Regions from separate parts of the Homo sapiens genome. Here region 2 is linked to region 1. The links are chromatin loops, found by intact Hi-C in ENCODE. Cell type or tissue: tibial artery. All regions are shown on one strand. Links, peaks and the distances in the headings refer to the core of each region. The heading gives the core; the rest is flanking DNA.

What was found. A loop is a pair of places that touch in the nucleus more often than their neighbours do. Peaks named below come from ENCODE experiments on the same cell type or tissue, not always from the same donor. Only the 100,000 strongest peaks of a DNase experiment are listed, where the experiment ranks them.
Region 2: a loop joins it to region 1, with 2.8 times the contacts of the local background. A loop is called at or near these places in 3 of 110 quality-filtered maps.

Annotation. Positions count from the first base shown.
Region 1 is chr2:223,451,772-223,467,218 of GRCh38, forward strand. No RefSeq gene overlaps it. Among named protein-coding and RNA genes, the nearest start is that of SCG2, 140 kb to the right of the region's middle. In tibial artery, for the core only: a CTCF peak has its summit at 7,768 (motif pointing right); no DNase peak of the experiment used is centred there.
Region 2 is chr2:223,406,479-223,421,925 of GRCh38, forward strand. No RefSeq gene overlaps it. Among named protein-coding and RNA genes, the nearest start is that of SCG2, 190 kb to the right of the region's middle. In tibial artery, for the core only: no CTCF peak of the experiment used is centred there; a DNase peak (open chromatin) is centred at 8,351; H3K27ac peaks cover 4,664 bases.

The DNA of each region.
Region 1 (15,447 bases), core at 4,627-12,626:
TGAGCCTCCGCACCTGGCCCCTATGTGGGTAATTTTTCAAATGCTTCTTGTGTCCTGTTTTGGAAGGGTGCGGATTTGGATGCTTCTCTCTCTCTGCTCTCCCCTGGCCCTCCTCTCTCTTCCAAGCCTTCAGAGGGTCTTGTGAATAGTTAATAGACTTTATAATACACCAGCTTTGAACTGTGATGTGAAGAATTAGAAGGGCCAGTACCGTGCTTTGGAAGCTGCAGAGGAGGAATAAGGGCAATTTCCAACAGAGACAGTGGTCCCCTGCAGGCAGAGCTGGCGCAGGGTCACAGGCACAGGGGCAGCTTGGAGTGGGCGGCAAGACAACAAGGTAGGAGTAGAGAAAGATGACACAATGGTCCTCGGGTGCCAGGGCAGGCCTTTGACCACCTCCCGGAGAAAGCTCGGGGCACATCTGGAAGGGACTTATTTTTTCTGGCCCATTTAGGTCAGGAGGGGCTTAGGCCAAAACAATGTAAGGATAAAAAGAAGGCATGACCTGATTCTGTGGTCTTTTACTTTAGGCAAGAAGCAAAGCCTCTGTCTGTGGCTCTGCGGGTTGTGACCCACAAGACTTGCTAACCCCACGCTGTGCCATGAGCCAGGCTGCATCATTTCAGATTTCTGTGCCCTCTTTTGCTTTCTGGTCTCTTCAGAAGCAGAAACAAACATAGTAAGGTGTGTTTCGGGTTTTAGAGACGTTTCTGCTGAGCTTTGCCTTAAAATTTGCCCTGGAATCAACTGATTTTTAAAATGGGCAATGAAGTAACATTGGCCTAACCCATCCTTTCTTATGCCGTCTCATGTGTGTACTGTCCCAGGGTAATCTAGGTATTTTATTGTAAAAATTCATAAGAATGATATGACAGCTTTCCTACAGTTTAGTCATTTAATAAATTCAGCCCATCAATCTTTTGTCCAATTTCTAATGAGTATCATTTTCTGAAATTATGTTTTATTATATTTTCTTTAGAGGCAGAAGAGTGATTTAATGATTTTGCTAGAGCCAATTTGTAATTGACAATTTTCTATGAAAGGTAGCAGAGTTGTCTTTGGTTTTGATTAATGGCTAGTCGAGAATTAATCTTTGGTTCAGAGCTTTATTGCGTTTGAACTGAACTGCAGCTCACCTGACTGCCACTTCCTTGAAATACCTGTTTTGAAGGGTTGCAGGTTAGCAGGAGCAAAAAACCCGACACATCTAGCAATGTTTGTGTTCCAAAGTATACTTTGAGGAAAAAAAAAGTGGAAAACATCCTAAGAATCTTTGATATTTTTTATATTTTTATTGCAATGGCATAAGTACTTATTATGAGTTAAATTAGGAAGAATAAAAATAAGCACAACATCGACATGTCCATGAAAGGGACAAGCCAAGAAGGGAGGGATGGGTGTCAGGGAGTAATGCTTTTCAAAGGTGAGGAGTAGTCAGGGGTTTCTGCTTTGCCCCCTTTATTTGGTAATAAAACAGGGCTTTTACATTTTGAAGCAGCTGCTTTATGTGTCCAAGATAAGATGATCACATTAAAATGTCACTGCTATCAAAACGTCATGTCAAAATGACCTCATCTGAATGTCCTACTGTATGTCAGGCTGCTCCAAGTTTCAAGATTTCACTCTTGCACCCCTAAAATATCACCATGTTCCTGACAAAAGCAAAAATTGTCTTATATATACCACCTTGGTCTCTTTTATACCATTCCTGCTCATCTTTTTCTGCTTGATCCGCTCTAATCTACAGAAATTCTCCAGGTATCGAATGCAGGTTAATTAATTCTTAACAGCAACAACAAAATTAGCAAAGACTTATAGCCCATACCACATGCCAGATACTGTTTTAAGGATTTTACATATATGGACTCAATCCAGCACAATCCACATGAGGGAGGCATGATTTTTATTCCCATTTTCAAGGGTAGGAAACAGGAAAAAAAAGTTTCCTTTAGTATTTTGCCTAAGATCATAATTAGTAAATTGTGTAATTCACAGTCATAACTAATAGCTCCAGAACCTGGGCTTTCAGCCACTGTTGAAGGTATATTATACTGTATTGTACTATACTATACTATACTATACTATACTATACTATACTATACTATACTCTTCTATACACTATAGAACAAGTGTGAATAATTCCTAATTTATCCTATCTATTCACCAGATCATTCTTGTTCATTAACATTACCTAAACTTCTGGTGTAGGCAAATTCCTTTCTTCATATTATTTGTAATACCGTAGATTATTTTTGAGGTAGATTGGTGTTATGGGCTTTGAGGTAAATTGATATTGTGCTTCCCCTCAAATTCATATATTGAAGTCCTAGCCCCCAGTACTTTAAAATATGACTGTACTTAGAGATATGGCCTTTAAAGAGATGATTAAATGAGTTCATTTGAGTGGGCCCTAATCTAATCTGATGAGTGTCCTTATAAGAAGAGGAGATTAAGACATACAGAGAGAGAGACTAGGGAGGCCCACTCACCATGAAAAGGCCATGTGAAGACACAGCAAGAAGGCGGCCGTCTGCAAGCCAAGGAGGGAGACCTCAGAAGAAACCAACCCTGCCAACACCTTGATCTTGGACTTCCAGCCTCCAGTACTGACAGAAAAATAAATGTCTATTGTTCAAGCCACCCAGCGTATGGTATTTTGTTATGGAAGCCCTAACAGATTAGTACAGCTGATAAACTATTTGTGGGTATATAGATCTGTGTATGGATGTCATATACAATCTATTTTTTATTTTTATTTCTTTTTAATATTTGAGTTTCAGACATGCAGCCCATAAAAGTAAGTTTTTCAGGTAGCTGGTAAATAAGGCTGGTTCATATTGTCTGGACTAGAAAATTTTGATTGACTGTTATATGTGAGCATGAGTGCATAGATATTATCTGGATAAAGTCCTAGCAATAGACATTATTCTGCTCAGGCACTGAATCCTAATGTATGTAGAGGATAATATTATTAGGTGGATTACTGCTGATATTTGTGAATAAAAATTACATACAGCTGCTTGAAATAAACCTTTGTTTCATTTCACTTGTAAATCTTCATACTTGCTTTAGTTAATATAGTGACTAGGCAGTTTGTATTAGTGTTTGACTTTAACAAAAGTAAAATAAATGCACACAATGGTAAATATAAACAAGCATATGCACACAATAGTAATATAAGCTTTCTTTTTTCAGAGAAGTATTAAATATATATGCACTTAAATTGGTATGCCTTATAAAAGTTGATTTGGTGAAAATTTAAGTGAATTATGTTTTTCTGCTAAACAAGATTTTCCAAAGTATATGTAACATTAAGTAGGTAAAAAGTCCCAGTGAATAGATTTTGAGTTTAAATAGGAATATTTTGATATCTCATGTAAAAACGCAAAAAAAAAAAATTTACCATACTTGGAATTGTGTTTTTTATCACTAAACATATCTTCAATTAAATTAATGTCAAGAACTTTGATTTATTGAAAAGTTTAAAACATCCTTTTATGTTTGAAAAGTCTGTACCTTTGAATAAAAGACAATCATATACCTTATTGTACCAAGGATCCACCCAGAATTATATAGGCTACTTTACTTACATTCTAAACAAAAGCTCTAAATTGAGACTTCATTTATTAAAACTTCAGGAAAACCTATTACAAACAAAAATTTCTGGACTTGGGATTCCAAATTAACTAAATATTTCTTTATTTCTCCACTACCATTAATTTCATGTTTAAGATAGCGAAATAGGCAATAAAAAGCTAACACCTCCAAAAATAATTGGTATAGCTTCTTTAGAGGAGAATTTAGTAATATTTTGATAATTATGAATCTTAGCCAGATGTGGTGTGGCTCACTTTTGGCCTCCCTGAACTTTGGGAGGCCAAGATGAGAGGATTGCTTGAGGCCAGGAGTCAAGACCAGCCTGGGGCAACATAGTGAGGCCCTGTCTCTACAAAAAAATTAAAATTTTGTTGGGTAGTCCTAGCTACTCCAGAAGGCTGATGGGGAAGGATTGTTTGAGCCCAGGAGATCAAGGCTGCAGTGAACTATGATCTTGCACTGCACTCTGGCCTGGATGACCGAATAAGACCCTGTTTCTAAAAACAAAACAAAACAAAACAAAAAACAAACCAAAAAAAAAACCCACTGTGGATATTGTACTCTTTGACTCAGAAATTTCCATTTATCTTTAGGTATACCCAAAAACTTCATTCACAAAACATATTTACAGGCATGTTCAATACAGGATTATTTCTAGTAGTAGAATGTTTATCAACATGAGACTAGGAAACTAGAGTGTAACCAAATGGAGGAATAATATGGAACTGTGAAAAAACAGGTATATTTGTAGGTAGTGATGTGGAAATATACTTAAGACCAAGCAGAAAGATTAAGGTGCAAAATTCCTTATATAATTTGATACCTTTTATATAATTTATAAAAAGGCAACATAATATATAGATTTATACATGCTTAAAGATACATATGATTGTCTACTTTTCCTGAAATTAATCATTAGACATTTTAATGGGAATTACTTTAGAGGAGTAAGACTGAAGGTGGAGAGAAAGGAGGCTTTCTATCTTTGTTTCGTGCCTTCCCATACTGTTTGAATTTCTGACCATGTGCATACATTGTATGCAATTATTTTTAATAGCAAAGGTGGTTACAGTGAGCTAATGAGCCATTTGTGTTTATTTCCTTTCAGATACTTTTTGTGTTTGAAAAAAAATTAGGAATATCATTTTAACACAGTTTTCAATTAAAAGATTTATCTTGTGTTTTTCAAAAGAATATTTAAAATGTTTCATTTGCTACTTTCAAATTGATGGCGTGGTATTCACTACCAATATCAATGGGCTGTATTATTTTTGGACACTAGAGGGAATTTAGAAATGAGAGAAAATACACTGAAGAACCAATATGGCTCCCAAAGCTCTCTGACTGGATTTCCTTACTCCCACTGAGAACCTCTTTAGAACAAAAGCATTACTTAAACCGTGGTTGACTTGTAGATATATTCCTAAGAGCTTGTATGTAATTGAATCATATCATAAGTTCTGGGGAGATTGCTGTTGAGAGGAATCCTAGTGTGGATTGTCTAGAAAATAATGAAGCTTTTGTAAGACAGGTAATCACTGCTAGTTTATCATTAGATGACAAGATTCTAGTGTTTTATAATCCTCTTTTCCAGAAGATACTGTAAATCTGAGGTGTGATTATGATTATATTGGTACAATCAGTTTTGTGTGCCTTGAAGAATGTAGGTACTCAATGAATGTTTAATCAACTAATTAAAGAAATAAACAGGCTAAAGAAACAAACAGTTATTGTATCTGGGATGTTTTCCCCCTTATTATCCTAATTTAAATGACTGACTGAATTCTATTCGGTAACCCTCCTTCTGCATGTATTCATCCATTTCTTCATGTGCTCACTGTAACCCAGGCAGAGTAACAGTCATTGGTGATAAAGATTCTGATCTCAAAAACTTTTCAATTTAGTGAGAAGACAGACAAGAATAAACAAATCGAAAGAACAAATTGATGGAGAAGATATGAGAAATAGGTGAGTGTGATAGACAAAAATAAAACATCGTGGGATAAACATTGCTAATAAACATCTGGATTTCCTGTACTTCTGAGTATATGTGGGTTGTACTTCTCCACCCTCTTGGTCATTCATCACTATTTGACTAGTTCTAGCCAGTAACATGTGAGTAGAACGGCAATGCAACTGCCAAGCTAAAGTATTGGATGGCTGGTGTTCAGCTCTCCAGCTCTTTCTTCCTTTGATGTGGCAATCAGGAAAGCATATGTTGACTTGAAGGTGTCATGAGATGAAGAAAACTGAAGTGCTGAGCCACCACATGGAAGGTGCCTTAGCTAAAGTGTTGCCATACTTGGAAAATTAATGTGAGTAAAAAAATAACTTTCATTATTTAAAGCCAATAAAAATTTGGAGCATAGCCAAGCCTATCCTGACTGATACACAAGATTAGGCAATGGAGAGTAATGGGGCAGTGCTCCTCATGTAGGATGGCCAAGGAAGGGTCCTCTTACAAAGTGGCAATAGCAGTACAGTTATTGTTATTTGGATGTGAATTTCAGAGTCAAGAAGGGGTAGCCGTGGAGAGGAATGGTTCTGGGATATTGCTGGTGGGCCCCTGCTTGAGTCATGGGAGGACACTTGTCAAAAGTATCGATACCTTGGCCTCACCCTAGACCTGCTGCGTTAGACCCTCTGGAGGCAGCTTTAGGATTCTGTGATTTTAATGAGCTCCCCAGGTTATTCTGATGCACAGCCAGCTCTTGCAACCACTGCATTCAGCTTCAAGCCCTGATGGTTTACCTTTCTGATATATATGGTATGATATATAGAAATTTCAAATTATATGCCTCTCAGTCTTTTCCTTACTCTGACAGGAAAAAAAAGGAAAACCACATTTCAATTCTCATCAAAAGGACTTTATCTTTTTCCCATAATTCTGACAGAATATGATTCCTTATATGTCTGTCTTAGTTTGATGGAATCGACTTTAAGTCTTCAAGTCATAATAATATGAAAGACAGGTGTTTTTTATTTGTTTGTCTTATTTTGACAGGATCAAACTGTAACTTCAAGAATATTATTTTGAGAAAGAAACATCGTGGTAGCCAGAATGTTTTTGCTGTTAGAATTTTTAAAAAATGAAGATCATTTATTGAATGCTTCATGTATGCACAATCATGCTGCAAAGTAATATATACTCCTCATTGAAATTTAATTTTCACAAAAATATTGGTGCCTTAAAATTTTTACTCTTTCCTTTCAATGATAGCCTAAAAACTTTTATTTTAATAACTACATTAATGAATAAATTAAAAAATTTAACCCAAGAAGCTGTAAAGAAGAATAGATTCTTGAGTAATTGTGAATTCATAGTCTTCATTCTAGTTATTTTATATATGTGAAAACTGAGTGATAAAACCTGCATTCAAGGCTTTAAATTTAGAACTAAAAAGGAAAGCTGCTGCCCAGAGGAAGGACTTACTATAGATAATTACTTTATAAGGTAGCCTCTATTCGATGTTCCAATTTCATATTTTTTAAAGCCAAATATAAAGTATGTATCACATCTAAGCCTCTTTGCAATTCTGTATAAAAATACTTTTTTAATTAAAATGCGGAGAGATGGTATACAAAGCAGACTGATCACATTTGTTTTTCTCTACTCCATTCCAGAACCTCCTTCTATAACAGCAAAACTATATAATGTATACAATTTTACGCCTTTATACAAAGTCAAGAGAACAGGGTAAAATCCTGCTTGCTGCACATAACGGAAGAAAAGTTAATACCAACGAATCCCTCCTCCAACTACCACAAAGACAAGAAGGATATGCCAATTCACCATAAACTACAATGATGGTGGAGAATAGGTCAGTTTCTCAGCATTGCAGCTTCAGCCCACAAGATTCCTGTATTTCCCCATATGGGACACTCAATGAGAGAGTGAGTGAATGAGAGAGAGGCACTAGATGACAAAACATTTACCCCTGGATTTTTGAGTCACCTTTTTACTTCAAATCCCAGATGACTCTAGCCAAATAAAAGGATAAATATTCTGTGTTGACCTATTTCCCTCAACCAGAGCCTGGGAAAGAATCTAAAATGGTAATTTGGAGGATGCCTCTTGCTGACAACCGAATGATCCTTTAAATTCAATCAGGTCTTTTAGTTATTAAACAATAACATTTGTTTATTATTATTGTTAAATTCACCACCAGAGGGAGCTCATCTTTTCCTGTCATCTAGAGACCAATAGACTACAAAGTAACGACTGTTCTCCTAATTTCAGTATTAAAATATATAATTTTTGCCTGGGATAAATGTTGGAATGTGTGTTTACATTGAGCTATTCTAGTTGTCTCAGAAAGCAGCAGAGAAACTTCAATCAACCACAAATTTGTTCTCCAATTTATTACCTCCTCACAACTTTCCCCAATGAAAAGAGAAAAATAAATCTACCTAGAGAATTACATTTTCCTCATGTACGCCTCTGGAATTTACCACACTTTTCTAATGAAGCATCACTTCAGAATTTTCTAGGCTCTCTGAGTCAAAGCACAGCAGAAGGATCTTTGGAGAAAAACGATTGGCTGCTTGATGTTTGCTAAGTCATTTGAAAGTCTAAGATATCTCAAATGGAAATCTCCATCTGTGGTGACATAAAATACATCTATATTTAATGTTAATAGTCACTAATATTAAGTGTAAATAAGCAGAGAGAAAGATCGTAGGACCCTTATTCACCAAATGGATGTAATCCATAACTAATTTTAAAAAATGAAGTCAATCTTTTGGTAGGGAAGTGAATGATCTCTGAAGGTAAACTAAAATCAAGTCCTAGAAGATGATATTTTAGTTTTCTTTTAGCATCTGCTTGTCAAAAGCAAGAATTTGATTTATTTAAGTCCTTTTTACTGCTAGTAGCAAATATATGCTTTTTAGGAAGCAGGACCATTTTTATATTTTTGAAACTCAGTGAGTCTGCTATACCTGTAAATATTTGAATACTATAAATGACTAGTGCTGAGGAGAAGGATATAGTGTTTCATTAAGTATTTGCTCCATTTTTAAAGAGCCCGTGACCATGGCAACCAGGTGCTGCCAACTGACCCCAATGGCAGCCACACTTGCTGCTTTATCTCAATTGCTACTGGGAGCACACAAGCTTTATAGATTTATTGAATCACATTAGATTATAGGCAATTTTTAAGTGGTTCAAAAGGAGAGGAATAGCTTGTTTTTAATCTAAAGAAGTAGAATTGTTATGCATGCATTATTTCCTGCAGGTAATATTCATACACAATTTAAGGATTTTAAGAAACAAACGAAAGAGATTTGTGGACGAATACGGCAGACAGATCATATGTGCTTATTCTTTGCTCCACCCCAGCACCTCTTTCAATACCAGTTAAAGGACATAAGGTAATAATTTTATGCCTGTCTACAAAGACAAGAGTGCAGGAGAAGAGAAGAGGGAAGGCCAGATTGTCAACAGAATTTTGGAAGTTGGAAAATAGATGGATGAGTCATAACTCATTTACAGAGCAGAAATGTTGAAACCAAACTGTCTGTTGGGGGTGGAGGAAATGACAATAACAAGCAAGCTGATTCATGCCATAGACCCTCAAAGGCACAGTGATAAGAGGGGTTAGAATCTTCTGAATAAGCCTAGGATGTGGAGCTGGGAACACAAGACCTAGTTGATTGAGCACTCACACCCCTAAATTTGCACCCCCAGACACTGAGTAAGGTAACTTTCCTGGAGAGGCAAGCTGAGGGAGCAGTGTATCATAGGGCTGAAAACAAGGGTAATGAGTGGAAATCTGGATACCAAAGAGCCAGGCAGTCAGCTTCCTGCCCCACCCAGCTCTCAAGCCCTGGACTGGATATTGGCTGATTCTTCTTGAGATATAGGCAAGACACTGCTTTCTTATTAATCTCATACTAGTATTAGACTTTTAAACTATATATACATATTTATCACTAAAAAATAATAATAAATTATTAATAGCAGGAAAAAACTGATTTGAATCAGTGCCCCAAGCCATAGAGATTACATATGTGGTATATAGTGAAAAATTTTAACGTGCATGTCGCTACTCAGTTATGCCAAGTGACAGCTTGTTGTTGGACTTATTCTGTTGCCTTGGAATTGGACATAGAGAGCCAAAGTGAGGCTTGAAATACTGAAAGTAACTGCATCCTAAAAAGAGCTGCAAAAAATGAAGATGAGACAACCTCTCCAGAGCTTATAAAGATGTAAACAGATACTGCTACCCCCAGCCACTATGTCCAATACCTATCTTCTTCCTCTCCAATCTCTTGATATGGTTTGGATCTATGTCCCTACCAAATCTCATGTTGACCTGTAATCCCCAGTCTTTGAGGTGGGGCCTAGTGGGAGGTGATTAGATCATGGGGGTGGACTTCTCATGAATGGTTTAGTACCATGCCTCCTTGGTAATGTATAGTGAGTGAGTTCTCACCAGATCTGGTTGTTTAAAAGTGTGTGACACCTCCTTCCACCATCTCTCTCTTCCTCCTTTCCAGCCATGTGAAGCGCTGGCTCCCTCTTTGCCTTCTGCCATGATTGCAAGTTTCCCGAAGCCTCCTCGGTAGCCAAGCAGATGCCAGCATCATGCTTCCTGTACATTCGGTGGAACTGTGAGCCAATTAAAGCTCTTTTTTAAATAAATTATCCAGTCTCAGGTATTTATGTATAGCAATGCAAGAACAAACTAATATGGAAAATTGGTACTGAGGAGTGGGGCATTATTATAATGATACCTGAAAATGTGGAAGCAGCTTTGAAACTGGATAATGGGCAGGCAGAGGTTGGAACGGTTTGGAGGGCTCAGAAGAAGACAGGAAGTTGAGGAAAAGTTTAGAACTTCCAAAAGACTTGTTGAATGGTTGTAACTAAAATGTTGATAGTGATATGGAGAGTGAAGTTGAGGCTGAGGAGGTCTCAGATGGAAATGAGGAACTTATTGGGAACTGGAGTAAAGGTCACTTTTGCTATGCTTTAGCAAAGAGTCTAGTTGCTGTCAGGCCTCTGAGCCCAAGCTAAGCCATCATAACCCCTGTGACCTGCACGTATACATCCAGATGGCCTGAAACAACTGAAGAACCACAAAAGAAGTGAAACAGCCAGTTCCTGCCTTAACTGATGACATTCCACCATTGTGATTTGTTCCTGCCCCACCCTAACTGATCAATGGACCTTGTGACATTCCTTCTCCTGGACAATGAGTCTCAGGAGCTCCCCACCAAGCACCTTGTGACCCCCGCCCCTGCCCGCAAGAGAAAACCACCTTTAACTGTAATTTTCCACTACCTACCCAAATCCTATAAAACTGGCCCACCCCACCTCCCTTTGCTGACTCCTTTTTCAGACTCAGTCCACCTGCACTCAGGTGATTAAAAAGCTTTATTGCTCACACAAAGCCTGTTTGGTGGTCTCTTCACATGGATGCACGTAAGAGTTGCATTATGCCCCTGCTCTAGGGATCTGTAGAACTTTAAACTTGAGAGTAATGATTAAGGGTTTTTGGCAGAAGAAATTTTAAGCAACAAAACATTCAGGATAGCCTGGCTACTTCTAACAACCTATGCTTATATGTGTGAACAAAGAAATGACCTGAAACTGGAACTTATATTTAAAAGAAAAGAAGAGCATAAAAGATTGGAAAATTTGCAGCCTGGCCATGTGATAGCAAAGAAAATGCCATTTTCAAGGGAGCAGTTCAAGCAGGCTGCAGAAATTTTCATAAGTAAAAGAGGAGCCAAGTGCTAATAGACAATGGGGAGAAGGCCTTGAAGACATTTCAGAGACCTTCTAGGCAGCCCCTCCCACCACAGGCTAAGAAACCTAGGAGGAAAGTTTGGTTTAGTGGGCCAGGCCCAGGGCCCTACTGCCCTGCACAGCTTTGGGACACTGCTCCCTGCATCCCAGCTACTTCAGCTCCAGCTGGAGTTAAAAGGGGCCCAGGTACAGCTCGTGCCACTGCTTCAGAGGGTGAAAGCCATAGGCCTTGGCAGCTTCCACGTGGTAGTAAGCCTTTGGGCATGCAGAGTGTCATAGCTGAGGCTTGGAAGCCTAGATTTCTGAAGATGTATGAAAAAGCTTGGATGTCCAGGCCGAAGCCCTTATGGAGGACCTCTACTAGGGCAGCACAGAGGGGAAATGAGGGGTTGGAGCCCCCATACAGAGTCTCCAATGGGGCACTGCCATTTGGAGCTGTGAAAAGAGGGCCACCATCCTCCAGACCCCACAACGGGGTCTGTCACAATCTACTGACAGCTTGCCCCCTGCACCTGGACAAGCCTCAGGCACTCAACACCAGCCCTTGCGATTAACCACAGGAGCTGAATCCTGCAAAGCCTCATGGACAGAGATGCCCAAGACCTTGGGAGCCCACCCCTTACACCAGTGTGCCCTGTATGTGAGATATGGAGTCAAGGGAGACTATTGTGGAGCTTTGAGATATAATAATGGCCCTGCTGGGTTTCAGGCTTGCATGGGGCCTGTAGCCACTTTCTTTTGGTGAATTTCTCCCTTTTGGAATGGGATTATTTCTTAATGCCTGTACTCCCATTATGTCTTGGGAGTAACTAACTTGTTTTTGGTTTTACAGGCTCATAGGTGGAACAGACTTGCCTTGTCTCAGATGAGACTTTTGAGTTTGGATTTTTATGTTAATGATGGAATGAGTTAAGACTTTGGGGGACTGTTGGGAAGGCATAATTGTATTTCACAATGAGAGGGACATGAGATTTTAGAGTTGGGGGGCAGAGATAGAATTATATGGTTCGGATCTGTTTCCTTACCAGATTTCATGTGTAATTGTAATCTCCAGTGTTGGAGGTGGTCCTGGTGGGAGGTGACTGGATCATGGGGTTAGAGTTCTCATGAATGGTTTGGCACCGTCCCTCCTTGGTACTGTATAGTGAGTCAGTTCTCACAAGAGCTGGTTGTCTAAAAATGTGCAGCACCTCCCCCACCCTCTCTCTCTTCCTTCTGCTCCAGCCATGTGAAGTGCTGGCTTCTCCTTCACCTTCTGTTGTGATGGTAAGTTTCATGAGGCCTCCTCAGAAGCTGAGCAGATGCCAGCACCATGCTTCCTGTACAGCCTATATCACCATGAGCCAGTTAAACCTCTTTTCTTTATAAATTACCCAATCTCAGGTATTTCTTCATAGCAATGTGGGACCAGACTAATACACCTCTCTAGGAGATAAACATGAGAGAACTTGAGGCCAGAGGATAAAGAAGAGAAAAGCATATGGAATCCTGGGCCTTTACCCCACCTATAGGAAATTGCATAGCTTTTGGGAGGGGATTATATCCATTCTCCCTGCAAACTAAAAGAGAGTGTATTAGTTTACCATTCCTGCTGTAACAACCAACCACAAAATTAGTGGCTTAAAACAATGCAAATGTATTACCTTACAGTTCTGGAGGTCAGAAGTCTAAGATGGGTCCACTGGGTTGAAATCAAGGTGTTGGCAGAGCTGCATTGCATTCTGGAGGCTCTAGGGGAATATCTATTTACTTGCCTTTTCCAGCTTCTACAAGCTGCCCACATTCCCTGGTCCATGGGCCCTTTCTTCACCTTCAGAACCTGCAACAGCCAGTCAAGTCTTTCTCACATTCCACTGCTCTGACACTAGTTACCCTGCCTCCCTCTTCCACATTTAAGGACCTTTGTGATTACACTAGGTCTGCCAGATAATCCAGGATACTCTCCTTATTTTAAGGTCAGCTGAGTAGCAACCTTAATTCCTACTTACCACGTGATATAACATATTCAAAGGTTCTGTAGATTAGGATATGGATGTCTTTGTAAGGAGGAAGGAAAGAATTATTCTCTCTACCACAGAAAAGCTGGAAGAAACAGCTCTCCATTCATAAGTATCCATTCATAAATATCCATTCATAAGTATCTGGAGTGCCATTCTTTATCCATTCATCAATATTTGCAGTGCCTATAGAAGGGGTAGCATCAGTTTCAAATTGGACATAAGCTTAGGCTACTCAGACCCATTGTCTGTCCTACCAGAGGATAAGAAAATTAGAGATCAATGGCAAGCTGGAGAAAGGGAGCAGCCTGAACCTTTTCTGTGGATTAACCAGAACTGCTAATATGGTTTGGCTGTGTCCCGACCCAAACCTCACCTTGAATTGTAATAATCCCCACATAACAAGGGCAGGGCCAGGTGAAGATAATCGAATCATGGGAGCAGTCTCCCCCCTACTGTTCTCGTGGTAGGGAATAAGTCTCATGAGATCTGATGGTTTTATAAATGGAGGTTCCCCTGCACAAGCCTTCTTGCCTGCTGTCATGTAAGATGTGCCTTTGCTCCTCATTCGCCTTCCACCATGATTGTGAGGCCTCCCCGGCCATGTGGAACTGTGAGTCAATTAAACCTCTTTCCTTTATAAATTAGTCAGTCTTGGGTATGTCTGTATTAGCAGTGTGAGAACAGACTAATACAACTGCAGAAGACAATTAGGCACGAAGTGTCTTTCTGCAAGCCAGAAACCCTGGGAGGTGAGGCAAGAGGCTGTGGAGTGTGACTCTGGGGATAACAGTTGGGGGTGATGATGAAAGAGGCAAAGCTAGGTCTTCTGTGCCAGGGAACTTGTGCAATAGGAAAACCTCATGGCTCGGTGCCTCCAAATTGACTCATGTGCATGCCTCTGAGAACCAGCACTTCCCCTGCTGCACCAAGGGTAACAGAAAAGGTCAAACTGACCAGAAGAGCAATGGCCATCAACAATAGTGCAATCACATGGGCAGTTAAGGAAAATAAAGTGGTGCTCTCTTTACTTCTATCTCATTTTCCATCTCTCCAACTCCCCAGAGAAGTTAATACTAGAAAGGGTGGTACAGGTGCCTTTAGAAAGTCATCCAAATTCTATCCCTACTCAGAACTTTTAGCCTCAAGTAAGACAAAGCTGTGTTGGTGAAGGGATAAGGAAGTATGAGATTACAATTTAAAATTGGTCTGAACCAGACTTTTGAAAACTTTTTACTGAAATATAATACACCTACTTTAAAAAGTACACTGAGGTGTATAGATTGCTAAATTTTCACAAACTGAACACACCAATGTGACCAACATCCAGATAAGAAGCAAAATATTACCAATCCCCAGATACTCCCTTATTCCTTTCCACTCTCAAAGCCTGCTCCCTCTAGAGTAATCAATATCATGAATTTAAACAACATACATTAGTTTCACCTGTTTTTGTACTTTATACAAATGAAATCACATAGTATATTTTGGGTCTGACTCCTTTCGTTCAACATTATGTTGCTGAGAATCATTTTTGTGTTTTTACTTGTATTGGTAGATCATGTATTTGCACCTTTGTAAAATATTCTACTATATAACTACACTGCAATTTATCTATTCTATTGTTTATGGACATAAAATAGCTTCTAGTTTAGAGGTATCAAAAATAGTACTTACAGTGAATATTCTACTATGTGTACTTTGTGGAAAATATGCTTACTTTTCTGGTTGATATGTACCCAGGAGTGGAATTTTGGGTCATATCTTCAGTTTGGACATATGTTACTGTGTTAGTCCATTTGTGTTGCTATAGAAGAATACCGGAAACTGGGTAATTTACAAAGAAAAGAGGTTTATTTTGGCTCGAGTTTCTGCAGGCTGTATAAGAAGCATAGTGCCAGCATCTATTCCTATTGAGGACCTCAGGTAGTTTATAATCACAGATGAAGGCCAAGGGGAGCCAGAACATCACATAGTGACAGGGGGAGCAAGAGCACAGGGAGAGGTGCCACACTCTTTTAAACAACTAAACTTTACATTAACTCACTGATTACTGCAAGAAAGTCACCAAGCCATTCATGAAGGATCTACTCCCAT
Region 2 (15,447 bases), core at 4,573-12,572, 45 kb before region 1:
CACTGAATTCTGGTATGTATTTGGGTTTATTTCTAAACTTCCTACTCTGGTACATAGGCCAGCTGTCTTTTTGTGTATGAATGTGATCAATAATATTGTTAGTCAATAATTTTTTTTACTGTTTGATTTTGTACTGTTAAATATACTTATACACTTATTACTTGATTTGTTTGCTTTAAATTATATCACTTTACACACAACTATTACAAATGAGACAGGCAAATTTATCGTGTCCAACGTCTTTCCCTCTTCCCCTCCATTTTTTTTAGTTGTTAGAATTTCTAAATTTTCAGGCTATATAATGCTTATATTCTTTTCTGTCTCTCTAAATTTCACATTTAAAAAACATTACTATCATTAAATAATTTCTATCATCATCCTTTTTACTGATATTTTCAGTTATCTTTTATTTCTTTGATGAAGCCAAAAGATTAGAGAAAGACAGAAAAGCATAGATAATGAATCTAGAAATATAAATTAAATGCATCCAACACCATAATTGATATAAGAATCTTGCATTTTAAACCACAGAGGGAAGAAAGTGAAAACAGAACGGGGCAAGTATATGGAGGGAGAGCAAATATCTATGTATTGGAGATTCTGAGAAGAAGCAAGATATTTGGAGTAGTTGAATGAGAACACTGAATGGAGAGGTTGCTGATGTCAGAGAGGAAACTAACTGATTTTTACCATTTATAATTTCGTAGGTGAAGAACCTTCTGAGCAATCACGGATCCAGGTCACGATCTATGACAATGAGAGTAATTGGCTGAAATGAAATTAAGGAGGTCATTGAATACAAAGAGGTCAAGGAACTGAGAGGCCAGAATGTTGAGAGAGTCACTGACACCTGATCATCAGCACCTGACATCAGCACTTCTGCTGATGAGTAATATAACTTTGAACAAGTCACATAACCTCTTTAAGATGCAATTTTTTCATCTGCAAAATGGGAATAAACCAGAGCTGCAGTAATTGGAACACGGGAGGAACTCAAAAGTATGTCAGCTTCTTTCTCACTTTCCTCATTTATGGCACTGTAAGCCAAAGGAACTTGAGGAAAAAGGTTTACTCACAGAATTATTTTTGAAAAATCTTCCACAACTAAATTGTGCCTATTGGCATCTTCAGCCACATATTAGAAGTTTCCATTTTCACTTACAAAAGCTTTTTCTTCATGGAGTGAAGACATGGTCAGTCTTCTATGTCGATTGAGCTCTAGCCTTCCACAGATCTGCTGTATAGAAGGAAATATTCCATCCCAACTGAATCAAACTGATTTTGGACAGCAAATGGCAAATCTCCCTTCCTACCCTGTCCACTACTTGGTGATGCCTTCATTTACAAAACTACAATCAAAGAAAATTGGACTAGTTCTGATGATATATTTTCTTTTCTTCTACTAAAAGTAGCAGCACTTGGCAGTTGAAATAAATGAGAAGGATATTCTTCCTGATTTAAATCACAAATAAAGTCAGGTAGGGAATGTAGAAGATAACTTTAGCTTTCAAAATATACATTCAAACCACACATTAACTTAAACATGTGATTTTCACTTTTCAGGTTTTACATAAGGTAGTGAAATGCAAGTCCCAGTTTCTATATAGCTGAGAAGAAAAGCATGTCCTGATACAACACATAACATGTGGAGTAAATATGTACTTTTCCTCTTGCTTACTAGTTTACTTTTTCCGTTAAATCCCCCATTTCCCCATATTTTTTTTTAATTGGGAAGATAATTTATGTTCTTCAAGGAGTTGTTCAGCAATCCTAAAAACAGCTGCTATTTTTTAAACTCTTCTTACTGTCTTGGTTGGTTAACAATGTCTCTTTGGTATAATATTTTACTGTGGAATAAAACTGCCAAAACAGAAACCTTTAAAGTTACCTCGTTAAACTCATTGAGGGCTGCGTTTTCAGGATGCTATTATATGTGGGTACTTAGACTGTGACAGAAGTCACATTTTCTCATGATTATACCTTTAAATAGTCTCCATATACTATGAGATAAAATAATTTCTGTTTCTGCTTTTTTTTTTTCGCTAACTTGGACTAGAATTTTTTAAGGTACAAGAAAATATAGTGTAAAGTGATTGGAAGTGTTTGAGCCTTACGGTTGAGGAATGCTAAGTTTGAACCCAGGTTCTATAACTTAATTTGCTGTTAAGTTCAAGCTTTACTTAAAATCTTTAAGTGTCAGCTTCCAAGTATATAGTAGAATAATTTTAAAGATTAAGTTAATTAAAAATAGCTGTGGTAAAAACCATTGGTTGGCACATACGATGCCCTTCCCAATCCTCTTCTCTCCAGCCACTTCTCACTTATTAGTGAGTTATACATGGAAGTCTCTTGGGAAGGGCTTCTCTTCTCAATTAAAATGACAAACAAAGGATTTTGGTTCTACTTTTTTCTTCCTGCTTGGGAAAAGTATATGCTGCCTAGGGATGCTGCAGCTATTTTGTAACCGTAAGTATAAAACAACAAACTAAAGATGGCATGGAAGGATATTAGAAGGAGACTGTTTTCTAGATGGCCTTCTTGAGCAGCTAGAGCCAACCCAGACTAGCTGTCTCAAGACTTCTTATGTGAAATGAATTGTTCCTTATCTAATAACGTCACTGTTTGTCAAGTTCTCTGTTATTCAGAGTTGTAGCATTCCTGTGTGATACAAAAGTAAAACAAGGTCCCTAGGCTGTAAGTAAGGAAGTTCAAATAAAGTTAATTACCTTCTCCCCTCCACTGTAAGTAAAGGCCATTTAATGGATGAGGTATAGTCTCAGCATACACTTTGAAGAAAGAATAATAGTATAACAATCATTGGCATCACTTTTACTTTCTTGTGAATGGTATCACCATTCAACTTGGTATATATTTCAGGATCTTAGAAAAAGTCCTGATACCTCCTTTTCCCTTGTGCATCTTATCCAATCCAAGTCCTATAGATTTTACCTCTATATCTGACCCATCACTGACTTACCTCCTTCTCCCCTTCCATCACCTTAGTTCTTTATGGTTCACCTGGACTATTGCATTCTCACATTATTACAAGTGAACTTCTTCCCATGCTGTTCCCTCTGTCTAGAATGTTCTGTCTCTCTGACTACTCCTATTTATCTTTTAGGTCTCAGCTAAGTCACTAACATTTCCTCACCCCTCCCTGCCCTGATTATCTCTCTTTTGTATCTCATTATATCTCTCTTTTTAGCATGTGTTATTAAACATTTTACATTAATATGCGAATCTTAAGTTAATGTTTGTGTCCCCACCACCCTGTAAATACCAGGAGAGCTGAGCCTGTTGTTTTGTTTTATCTTCCATCATTCTATTAGGTCAAACCCAGCACTGAGCACATAAGTGTTCAATATTCTAAGTAACACTTTATGAGCACTTACAGTGTATGAAGCATTTTTATTGGTGTTTTATAGGCATTAATGCAGTTTAGTTGTCACAGCAATCCTATTACTTGTCCCATTTTATAGACGAGAAAACTGAGACACAGAAAAGTTAAGGAATTTGCCTGAAGTACCACAGGTTTTATACCAGGATTGGACTCAGGCAGTTTGTCGTCAGAGACTATGCTCTTAACCAATTCCAAAAGCTGAATGAAAGGATGAATCTTGCCACTGACTGGGGAGTAATAATCAGTTTGGTTCCATAGTTTCAAATAGAAGCTACTTTGTACAAGCCATTCTTCAGCATTCAGTGGATAGGATGGAGAATGGAGACTAAAGACTCTCAATCTATATTTTCAAGTTCTATATGGCCAAACATGCTTAGTTTAGGGCTATATATACATATATATTCATATTTTCCTTATAAACATATATATATATGTTTATATATGTATATATGTGTGTATATATGTGTATGTATATATACATATACATACACATACACGTATATATACATATATATTTATATTTTCCTTATAATCAAATTATTATATTGTGATTGGTGTTTCTCTTCAATATGGCTGATCCTCTTATTCCCTCATGTGAGAAGGCACGTGAATCGTAGCAGATTTCTTCTTAATTGTGCCATGCTGGGAAATGCTATATTGGTTTTCATCTCCAAAACCAAAATTATTTTGAAAAAGTGAAAAAAATACCATCTGTAAAAACTGAAATCATGTTAATATGTTTTCTATTTTCAAAGCACATCAACCTCATAGAAAGAAGGGAAAAATCATTAGTCCTAGGCTGAGCTTGACTGTGCCAGGTAAGTATGCTAATTTTGTTGGCTTGGTTGGGAAAGCCTGAAATCAGAGATTTATGCAGGAATTTGCAAATGACAAATGATTTGTGTACAACTATACATTAAATGACTAGTGCGTTTGAGAGGATTGGGTTCTACAGAAAAATTAAGAATGAAGGAAATGGTGGAGGGATGGAGAGAGGCTCGGGGCAAATTTGAGTCTATCTTTGATTTTAAATTAGCTGAATTTTTAGATGAGTCTGCAATGAGAAATAATGCTGTAGTAATAATTGAAGTGTATCTGGCACACTATAATTTTCAAAGCACTGTCATATTATTAATCTTATGTAATCCTCACAATGATTCTGAAAGTTTGATGATATGATTATTTCCATTTTATAAATGAGAAAACTGAAGTTTAGATAAGTCAAGGAAAAGAGGTGGCAGTGGATTGCCAGGAAGACTTTGTAGAGAGGGCTTTTGGTGTGCTGTGCAACATCACCCCAGGGAGGTGGATATGTATCCCCTTCACATTAAGCCAACTGAGAGAGAGCTTCAAGACAATAGCTCAGAGAGTTTGACATTGAGTTCGAGAGACACAGGTAGTAACATTTCCAACCTAGGTGGGAGAAATCTAAACGCGAGAGGTCAGTTGGAGATGACAGAGCAAAGAGAGAAAGAAGGCTGCAATGGGAGTGAGCTGTACTACTGGATCACATGATTCCTTCCCACCAGATAGAGACCTTTAGAATAGAGCCTGCCTAAAGTCATCCTAAATGGAATCTCTCCCAAGAAGATGACCCGGAGAAGTGTAGCTTCAACAAACTTTTGGATTTGCTGAAAATCCTGGGAGATCAGGGAGAAGTTGAAAGTAGCTAGCCAGAAAAGTAACTGCCTCCATTAAAGGAAGGACAATCAGAAGTCCTCTGGTGAAAGTGTCCACGTTGTTAGTAAGTGTGGGGGGCAAAGCCACAGCAAGCAATGAGAAAAAGAGCCAGTGAAGCCTTCGCCTACTAAACCCCTCTTTTCATTGTCAGGCAACTTTTCTTCAGTTTTATCCTTGGCCAGTGCAATGTAACCTACAGCTTTGTCTTGGTTGATGCCAATAATTTAGTATGGCCGTTGTAATCCTGGCCCACCTCGAAGCAATCAATGGAAATATCAATTTTGCTCACTAGCAATAATGAAAATCTTTTGATGAGAAAGGCAGAGTAGTCTAATGAAAAGTGAGTTCAAATTCCAATCCTACTACTAACTGTTCATATAACTGAAAGAAATTAACTTGGCCTTATGCTATTTGCAAAATGAAAGTTTCAGAAAAAGATATTCCCTAAGATCTCTTGTCATTTTAATTACAAGGTTTGGTGAGAGATCTGATGAATTAAGACTCCACATTGCCCAAACTACTGCGTGATATTCTTCTGCCACTTTCACTCTGAAATGAAGAGAAGGATCTACTAAGTAAAGTTATATAAATAAGGATTTAAAGAAAATAAACTGAGCTTAAATAGTTTAGAACACCAGCATATGTACAAAATAGCTATTCAAGTTGGATATTCTATTAGGCAAATTCTAGTTACAGTGAAATATAAAAGGAATAAGCCAATTTTCTCTCTCTAAGATTACACAATATAACCTTTGAATCAATTCTGATTTGTCTCTCTCTTGAAGACCAAGTATCGTTTTAAGGTTTTTTTTTCCAATTGCTATGCAGTAGGATCTTTCCTTATGTTACTGAAATGTATTTGACTTTCTTCAAATTGAATTGAAAATAAGATATCCAGGTAAAGCAATTTTCAAACCTTTCCAAAGTGAGAGAAAAGTATTTCTTATTTGATGGGGACTATCAGGAAAGAGAAAGTCATAGGTACTAAAACAATGTGCATTTCTAAGAAGATTGATGGAAGCTTGCAACATCCTTGAGAAAATAAGTACTGATATTTTTCCATCTCTTTATATGAAAACTAATGCTCAGAGAGTTCAGCCTTCTCAAGGTCAAACAATGACTTTATTTCAAGCATGGGCTAGAACTCAGATCTTGGCTTCCCCATAATATTTCAGTTTTTTTGCCACCTGCTCCTTTGATGGATGCTGGCATATCTTGTTTTCAGTTGAATTTCTTACTTCTAGAAAGCGCGGCAGGAAGCACTCTGTCAATAGCTCCAGGTCTCCTTGAAATCGATTGAGGCTCTGGACTCCTAGCTAAAATACTGCTCTTATGTCAAACCACATGAAATAAGCACTTTTTAAAAATAAATGTGAACTCCACCTTTTGTGGCAGGAAGGACTATTCAAGATAACAAATGAAAACAGCAAATTCTCTTGGGAAGGAGAAGGGAAGGTGGCATTCTCTTCAAAAGCAAAATTGGGCCATCTCACTAAATAGGACATCAGATGTGAGCAGTCAATCTGGTCTGCATTGAACAACATCATTGCCTGGGTTGCAGTCTTCTAATAGCCTTTGTCTTTTTAGGTTTTGGGTCTGTGTTTGCAGCTGAGGTGAAAATGAGGGTGGGAGAAATTAAATGGCTATTTCTCTTACTTGGCATCTACCTTGCCATGCCCCTGGACCTGCCTTTCCTCCCTCTTCTCTTTGTCACTTTGATGCCTTCCTTTCTTCCTTTTTTCTTTCTTCCTCTCGTGCTCCCTCCCTCCTTCTCTACCTTCCCACCCGATGGTAATCAGGTTCCTTGAGCAGTGGCAGACTTTTCTAGAGTGTCCTGACTACTATTTCTTCCACTGTTTTTCCTCTTTCCTCTCTTCTCATTCCCCTCCCTAAATGCCACTTCTCCTCTTTCTCTAAAGACCTTGCTTCATTAGCTTCCCTCACTTCCCTGCTACAGGAGCTAGAGCCTTTTATCAAGCTATAAACAAAGAACTGTGGTGGTGATGCTCTGTGTGCCAAATACTCTGAGCAGAAGATGAGTTGACAAGGGCAACATATGTGGCTTCTGAACAAGAAGCAATCCTGGCTTTAAGGCCTGAGGCACCCTGTCATGAAGATGGCTGTGAAATCTTTAAAGCCAAGAACCTTAGAATAAGAGGAATCTTGGATACTGACTGTCAAACTGTCACATTTAAGAGATGAGAACACTGAGACACAGAGAGGTGAAATGGCAGGTGAAGGCAACTCATGAATGAATCAGGTTCTCCTGACTCCCAAAACAGTGCTCTTTGAACATCAAACTGCCAAGTTTAGTTGTATTGTAAAGGTTCAAGGACAGGGGAAATACGGCATAGATAGGAATGTACTTTTTTTTTTTTTTTTTTTTTTGAGATGGAGTTTTGCTCTTGTTGTCCAGGCTGGAGTGCAGTGGCACAATCTCAGCTCACTGAAACCTCTGCTGCCCGGGTTCAAGCAATTCTCTTGCCTCAGCCTCCCAAGTAGCTGGGATTACAGGCACTCATCACCACACCCAGCTAGTTTTTGTATTTTTAGTAGAGACGGGGTTTCACCCTGTTGGCCAGGTATGGTCTCAAACTCTTTACCTCAAGTGATCTGCCTGCCTTGGCCTTCCAAAGAGCTGGCATTGTAGGCGTAAGACACTGTGCCCTGCCGGAATGTACTTTAAAGGCACAGGGGGATATATGGCATCCTCGACTGTAGGGCATGGTGCATTTGTCTGTGGACCTGCCATTTGTTGCAATTTATTATCAATAGTAGCTTTCAGATATCCTTTGTTATTAAGTTAAACCAAATGCAATTCCATCCATGGAGCAATTTTACCTTTAAGAAGTATCTTGTGGGTTGTTTTGACGTTCACATTCACACCATCGTCTACCAGGAAACAGCATTTGTTTTCGTTTCCTAAGAAACTGTCTTTACTGAAGTCTCCTCTGTGATTATCTTAAGATCCCTTCCTACGTTTCGTATCTATTTCTATGGCTCCTTTTTTGCCTCTTAACCCCCTTGTCAACTGTTTTGTTGTGTTTTTGTTTTTTTTTTTGGTCTGGGTTTTCTTTTCTTTCTTTCTTTCTTTGTTTTTTTTTTAGTACAAATAGGTATTTCAGTCTTCTGACTAAATTTTAGCTTTTAAAACTGTGCATAGTTGATTCTAGCTTTCTCTGCCCCTTTGAGGGGTTCTGGGAGGAGGAGATGCAGTGCTCCAAAGAACGCTGCATTGTGTAACCGCACCATGAAATCTGGCACAGCAGCCCATAGCCTGCCCCAAGAACAACCCCTTAGGAATGTGGACAGGCAGAACCAAGACAGATGGAGCAGATGCTGGAACTAGGAGTTAAGATTAAAGGCATTTTTGTAGCATAGAAAAATAGAAAAATGTTGAAACACAAAACATATACACAGATCATTTTTTCCAAACCCAATACCAGAACATGTGGTCTAATCCACTCATATCTGATAACAGGAAGAAGTATTTGAAATTAGGACTTTCCCAGAGAATTCTGTTTGGGAGGTCATTGTACATGTAGGTTACAGAGAAAGGGGAAGCAAAATGTCAGGTAGTGAAAACTGTGTGCGTGTCATGTGGTACTTCTAAAACATTAATGTGTTCACAAATCTCTGGAAATGGTGTTAAAAGGCAGGTTTTTACTTCAGAGGCCTGGGTTAGTGCCTGAGATTGTACATTTCTAACAAGCCCCCTGGTGATGATGCTGGTGATGCTGGTGATGTTGGTGATGCTGGTCTGAGAACCACTCTTGGAAACCAAGGCCTTTGGGCTTATGCTGTACTCAACTTTGTACCCCTAACATCAATCAGGGAATACAGCTAACAACAATTTGGTAAACTAAGTTCCAGACACTTTACATGCATGCAAAGTTATTTAATTTTTCAGTAATATTATACATAGGTGTTATTATTCTGGTTTTCAAATGGGTAGATGCAAGTTCAAGCATTTAGTCATCAAAATCTGTGTGAGTGATTCTAAAGATAGCTGGACTTCCCTGGAATCCTAGATTCAAAACTTGTCAATGCAAGGAGTTTCATTCTTTCCAACCTACTTCCTAAAGTGGCATAGGACAGTATTTTGCTTAAGAATATGGAAACTGGGCTGGGCGCAGTGGCTCACGCCTGTAATCCCAGCACTTTGGGAGGCTGAGGCAGGTAGATCACGAGGTCAGGAGATCAAGACCATCCTGGCTAACACGGTGAAACCCTTCCCTACTGAAAATACAAAAAATTAGCCGGGAGCGGTGGCAGGCGCCTGTGGTCCCAGCTACTCGGGAGGCTGAGGCAGGAGAATGGCGTGAACCCGGGAGGCGGAGCTTGCAGTGAGCCGAGTTGGCACCACTGCACTCCAACCTGGGAGACAGAGCAAGACTCCATCTCAAAAAAAAAAAAAAAAGAATATGGAACCTGGAGCCAGTGAGCATGGGTCTGGATGCTTATTCCAACCCTCCCTAGTTGTGCAACTTGACCAAGTTCATGATCCACAATGAGGCTCACTTTACAATGTGATATGGGAATAATAGCAATTTTCTCTTCATAGGATGGTTATGAAAATTAAATGACTTACCATTAGTAAAGCACCTAAAGGAGTGCCCATAACAGATCATGGAGTACATGGTAGGCATAGGAAAAAGCTATTGCAGAAAGACTGACATTTACAATGCTTTAAAGATCATACTTGGCCGGGTGCCGTGGCTCACGCCTGTAATCCCAGCACTTTGGGAGGCCAAGGCGGGTGGATCTCGAGGTCAGGAGATCGAGACCATCCTGGCTAACACGGTGAAACACCGTCTCTACCGAAAATACAAAAAATTAGCTGGGCACGGTGGCGGGCGCCTGTGGTCCCAGCTACTCGGGAGGCTGAGGCAGGAGAATGGCGTGAACCCGGGAGGCGGAGCTTGCAGTGAGCCGAGATGGCACCACTGCACTCCAGCCTGGCCGACAGAGCCAGACTCCATCTCAAAAAAAAAAAAAAAAAAAAAAGAAAAAAAAATCATACTTTTTCTCTGAAATGTGTCTTGGAAGTTGTTGTAGCTTGCATTTATTGAGTGAATGTGTTCTCTAAGAAAACTGCATCTCTCTATTCTGGGAATACATTTATTTTACTTTATGAAAAATAAAATAAGCTAGCTTTTTTTCAATAGATATTTATAAATGTGCTCAGAACATGGATACAGAGGTATTGTCAAAGGTGAGATTAAAATTCTTATGGAACCCCTTTTTGAGAACATGGTCCATACTCCTTAAGGATCCCTATAATGCTTTTTTACCTTTCTTTTTTTAGAACGAGTGGAACATACTGTTATCTCTTCTAAGTCTTTTGCCTCTGGCAAGAGACACATTGTATATTTCCACCCACTGGCTTTTAATGATGTGCAGAGAACGATGATTCACACCAATCAACATTTTCATATTATTGAAATATCTCCCTTAGTCCCCAACACAATTTTCAAAACATGTGATTGTATGAGAACAAAGGCATCAAACTGTCTTTGCTGAATCATTTTCTGTCTCTCTCTCAGCCCAAATTCCCTCTGATTTGTAACTTACCAGCCAGGCCAGCAAGAAGACAAATGATATTCCTAGTTAATTAATCAAACTCAATCCATTGTCATTTAGTAATATCCACCACTGGTTACAAAGTAGCCACATTTGGGCCTATTTAGTTGGCCTTTCAATTGTAATTTAGCTGTGTGCAAAGGGTGACATTAAATCTCTTTTACCCCAAGACTTTCACTTAATCTAACGAAGCTTGGCCTCATTTGGATACTATTATGTCATTCTCAAGGCACTGTGAGTACATATGATAAGGAGCTGGATGATCCAAAATCACACCGGCCAGACCAGTGGGCCCTGATTCTCTGATGTACGGGCTTTGAAAATGGAAACAAGTCAGAAGAAAAGTTTCCAAAGGAGCACAGCGCACTCAGCGTCCTTAATTTAGCCATCCAGGACCAGGGAGAAATTGTCTTTCTGCCTCCTGCTGCTGATCAGCTTGTGCCCCGGGCTTAAGGGCTTTTAAATATTTTCTTTTTTTTTTTTTTCCTATTTTTTTTATTATACTTTAAGTTTTAGGGTACATGTGCACATTGTGCAGGTTAGTTACATATATATATATGTGCCATGCTGGTGCGCTGCACCCACTAACTCGTCATCTAGCATTAGGTATATCTCCTAATGCTATCCCTCCCCCCTCCCCCCACCCCACCACAGTCCCCAGAGTGTGATATTCCCCTTCCTGTGTCCATGTGATCTCATTGTTCAATTCCCACCTATGAGTGAGAATATGCGGTGTTTGGTTTTTTGTTCTTGCGATAGTTTACTGAGAATGATGATTTCCAATTTCATCCATGTCCCTACAAAGGACACGAACTCATCATTTTTTATGGCTGCATAGTATTCCATGGTGTATATGTGCCACATTTTCTTAATCCAGTCTATCATTGTTGGACATTTGGGTTGGTTCCAAGTCTTTGCTATTGTGAATAATGCCGCAATAAACATACGTATGTTTACACTGTTGGTGGGACTGTAAACTAGTTCAACCACTGTGGAAGTCAGTGTGGCGATTCCTCAGGGATCTAGAACTAGAAATACCATTTGACCCAGCCATCCCATTACTGGGCATATACCCAAATGACTATAAATCATGCTGCTATAAAGACAGGGCTTTTAAATATTTTAACATTCGACTTTTGGCGGCCAGCCCTGCAGAGTTTTAATAGAAAGTTAAAGTTAACCATTAATTAGCATAGACACACAGGCCTGAAAAGAATTTGGACTAGCCTGAAAGAAAAGCAGCTGGAAGCAAGCAAAATACGTGAAAACGAGAATCTGGTGTGACCACCACATTTTCATTTCATGGGTCTTTGATTCTTTCTTTGTGATAGAGTTTTGGCAAGCCTAGGAAGGATGAGCTTGCGTTCTCACTTTCCCCTTCCTTCCCTCCTGTTTTCTTTCCTTCCTCCCTCCTTTTCTTTCTCTGTCTCCTTCCTTTTTCTTTCTAAATGATAATAAAAGTGTTTTGTTTTGTTTTTTAATTTTCTTAGTGAGATGTTTAGGCTACTAAACATACCAAACTAAGAGTTGAACAGAATTGGATTTTCCATCAACATTCTGCATAATCCTAAGCAAATCACTTTTGGGGCCAAGATATTTTAAATCTGAAAATGAGGCAGTTGGATTAGTCCCTGAGGCCTATTCTAACTCTGAAAGATTATTTATTCAGAGCAAGCTGGGCACAAGGACAAAATGTGATATATTAATACTCTATAGGAACCATAATAAATAGGCCATGAAAATCCACCAAAGGAAAAGTAAGTTCTGTTGTCCATGCTTACATGTTGCCATAGACAAGATGAATGAGGAGTAGAGCCAAATTGGTTAAAGGCTTAGACACATGGCCTAACAGAGTTTGGGAACTCAGCCTAACAGCCATGGCTTTGCCTCGTTAGATCCAAAGTTAATATTAGCTCTATGAATTGTCATTCATTCATTCATCATTCACCAAAATTGATCAGTCTCATTATGTGTGGGACTCTCTGATCTGTGCCAGAGACACAGAGGTAAATAAAACATTATTATTAATGCATTTGGTAGTATTTCTCAAAGAAATTTGGGTCAGAGTTGTTCTGAAAATGATCCTGACTCTTCTCTTTTAGTCTGTATAACTTTTACACTGTGAGAATAATGCGATGTAGAACATGTGACAACATTTTGTGCCCAAAATGTTTAGAACCAGAAAGACGTGCTAGAACAGGGAAGACTGAATTTTTTTTCCCTTTTTTGTACCTTGCCAACACTTAGCAAAGGCAATCATGCAATTACTAAAAATTTATTAACACTGTGTGCCAGCTACTGTGCTGTGTATTCTTTGATTAATTTCTATTTTTTAATTGTTAATAAACTACATTGAGGTATAATAATTTACATATAATAATTGTTCATATTTTAAGTATGAGGTTTGATGAGATTTGAGATATGTGTACACCATGTAGCCACCAACTCAATCAGCACAGGGACTGTTTATATTACCCAGAGAGTCCCCCCTTTATCCTTGGCAAATTAATTACTACTTCCTCACCCTATCCCCTGCCCCAAGCACTATTAATCTAATTTCTATCACTATAGACGACTTTCATCTGTCCTAGTACTTCCGACATAGTTTGGATGTTTGTCTCCTCCAAACCTCATATTGAATTGTGATCCCCAAATTTGGAGGTGGGGCTGAGCTCATGGGAGGTGTTTGGGTCGTGGGGTCAGATTCCTCATGAATGGCTTGGAGCCCTTCACATGGTAGTGAGTTCTCGCTCTATTAGATCACACAGGAGCTGATCTTTTAAAAGAGTCTGGCACCTCCTCCCCTCTCTCTTGCTCCCTCTCTCACCATGTGATATGCCGGCTCCCATTTTGCCTTCCTACATGATTGAAAGCTTCCTGATGCCCTAACCAGAAGCAGACGCTGGTGCCATGCTTCTTGTACAGGCTGCAGAGCCATGAACCAAATAAAACTATTTTCTTTATAAACTATCCAGCCTTAGGTATTACTTTATAGTCACGCAAAATGGACTAACACAAATTCTTAAAAATGAAATCATACAGTATGTACACTTCACTGTTTGGCTTCTTTAGTTCAACATGTCTGTAAAATGCATCCATGTTTTTCCATGTATCAGCAATTTGATTTTTTATTGCTGAGAAGTATTCTATTATATGAATATATCACAATTTGTCTATTTGTTCATCTGTTGATGAACATTTGGGTTGGTTTCAATTTAGGACTATAATAAATAAACTTACAATTAACATGCATGTATAAGTCTTCTTGTGGATATATTTTCATTTCTCTCAGATAAATACCTCAAAGTGGAAATGCCAGGTCATAGGAGAGCATATGTGAACTTTGTAAGAAATAGATTACAGTTCTCCAAAAGTAGTTTTATTATTATACTGCCACCAGCAATATGATTTCCAGATGTTTCACCTCTTTACCATTTGATATTTGTTGTTCATATTTTAAAATTTGTGTGTGATGTCCTTATTGTAGTTTTAATGTGCACTTTTTCCAATAACTTATGATGCTGAGCATTTTTTTTTTTTTTTTGAGAAACAGTTTGAATCTGTCACCCAGGCTGGAGTGCAGTGGCGCAATCTCAGCTCACTGCAACCTCCACCTCCCGGGTTCAAGCGATTCTCATGCCTCAGCGCCCCGAGTAGCTGGGATTACAGGCATGCACCACCATGCGCAGCTAATTTTTGTACTTTTAGTAGAGATGGGGTTTTGCCATATTGGCCAGGCTAGTCTCAACCTCCTAACCTCATATGATCTGCCCACCTTGGCCTCCCAAAGTTCTGAGATTATAGGCATGAGCCACCACGCCCGGCATTGAGCATCTTTTTGTACACTTTGTTAATCATTCATATATTTTGTGAAGAATTTATTCACAAAACAGACCCTTGAATTGTAAGAGTTCTCAATATATTCTGGATACAGGTATTTGTGAGATACCTGCATTGAAAATATTTTCTTCTAATTTGTGTCTTGCTTTTTCATTTTTAATGGTCTTTTGATGATCAATTTTACCAAGACAAAGTCCAATTTATCATTTTTCTTCTGTTCAGTGCATGTATTGCCTGTTTATATCTACCTCTACTAAGATTCCAGAGATTTTCTTGTGTTTTCTTTTAGAAGCTTTGTTTTAGAAGTTTTATAATTTTAGCTTTTACTTCTAGGTCTATGATTCATCTTGAATTAATTGTTGGGTATGGAATAGAAGTTGCAGCTCTTGTTTTCCCTGGTGAATATTTAGCGTTGCTTCACTGTTGGAGAGATTTTTTCTTTTCCTATTGAATTGCTTTGACAATTTTGTCCAAATCAATTTCTCATATATTTCTGGCCTCTTGATTTTGTTCCATTGATCTAATTGCAAAACTTTATGTAAGTACCACACTGTCTTGACTACTGAAGCTTTATAGTAAGCCTTACAATCATGTAGTATAAGTTCTCCAACTCTTATTTTTTTTTTTTTTTTCAAAATTGTGGCTATGGTAGGGCTTTTGCATTTCCACATTCTAGTAAAATTGGCTGAGATACTAATTGGGATTGTGCAACATGTGTAGATCAATTTAGAGAAAAAGGATATCTTAGCATTACTGAGTGCTCAAATATGTGAAATTGGTATAGCTCTCTTGTTGATACAACGTTTACTAAATGAGCAGATATCCTTACCCTTTTCCTAAGATTAGTAAGAAAGTGTTTAATATAGCATGATTAAATACGATATTAGGTGTAGATATCTCACAGATAACTTCTTAAGATTGAGAAAGTTCTCTTATTTTGCTGA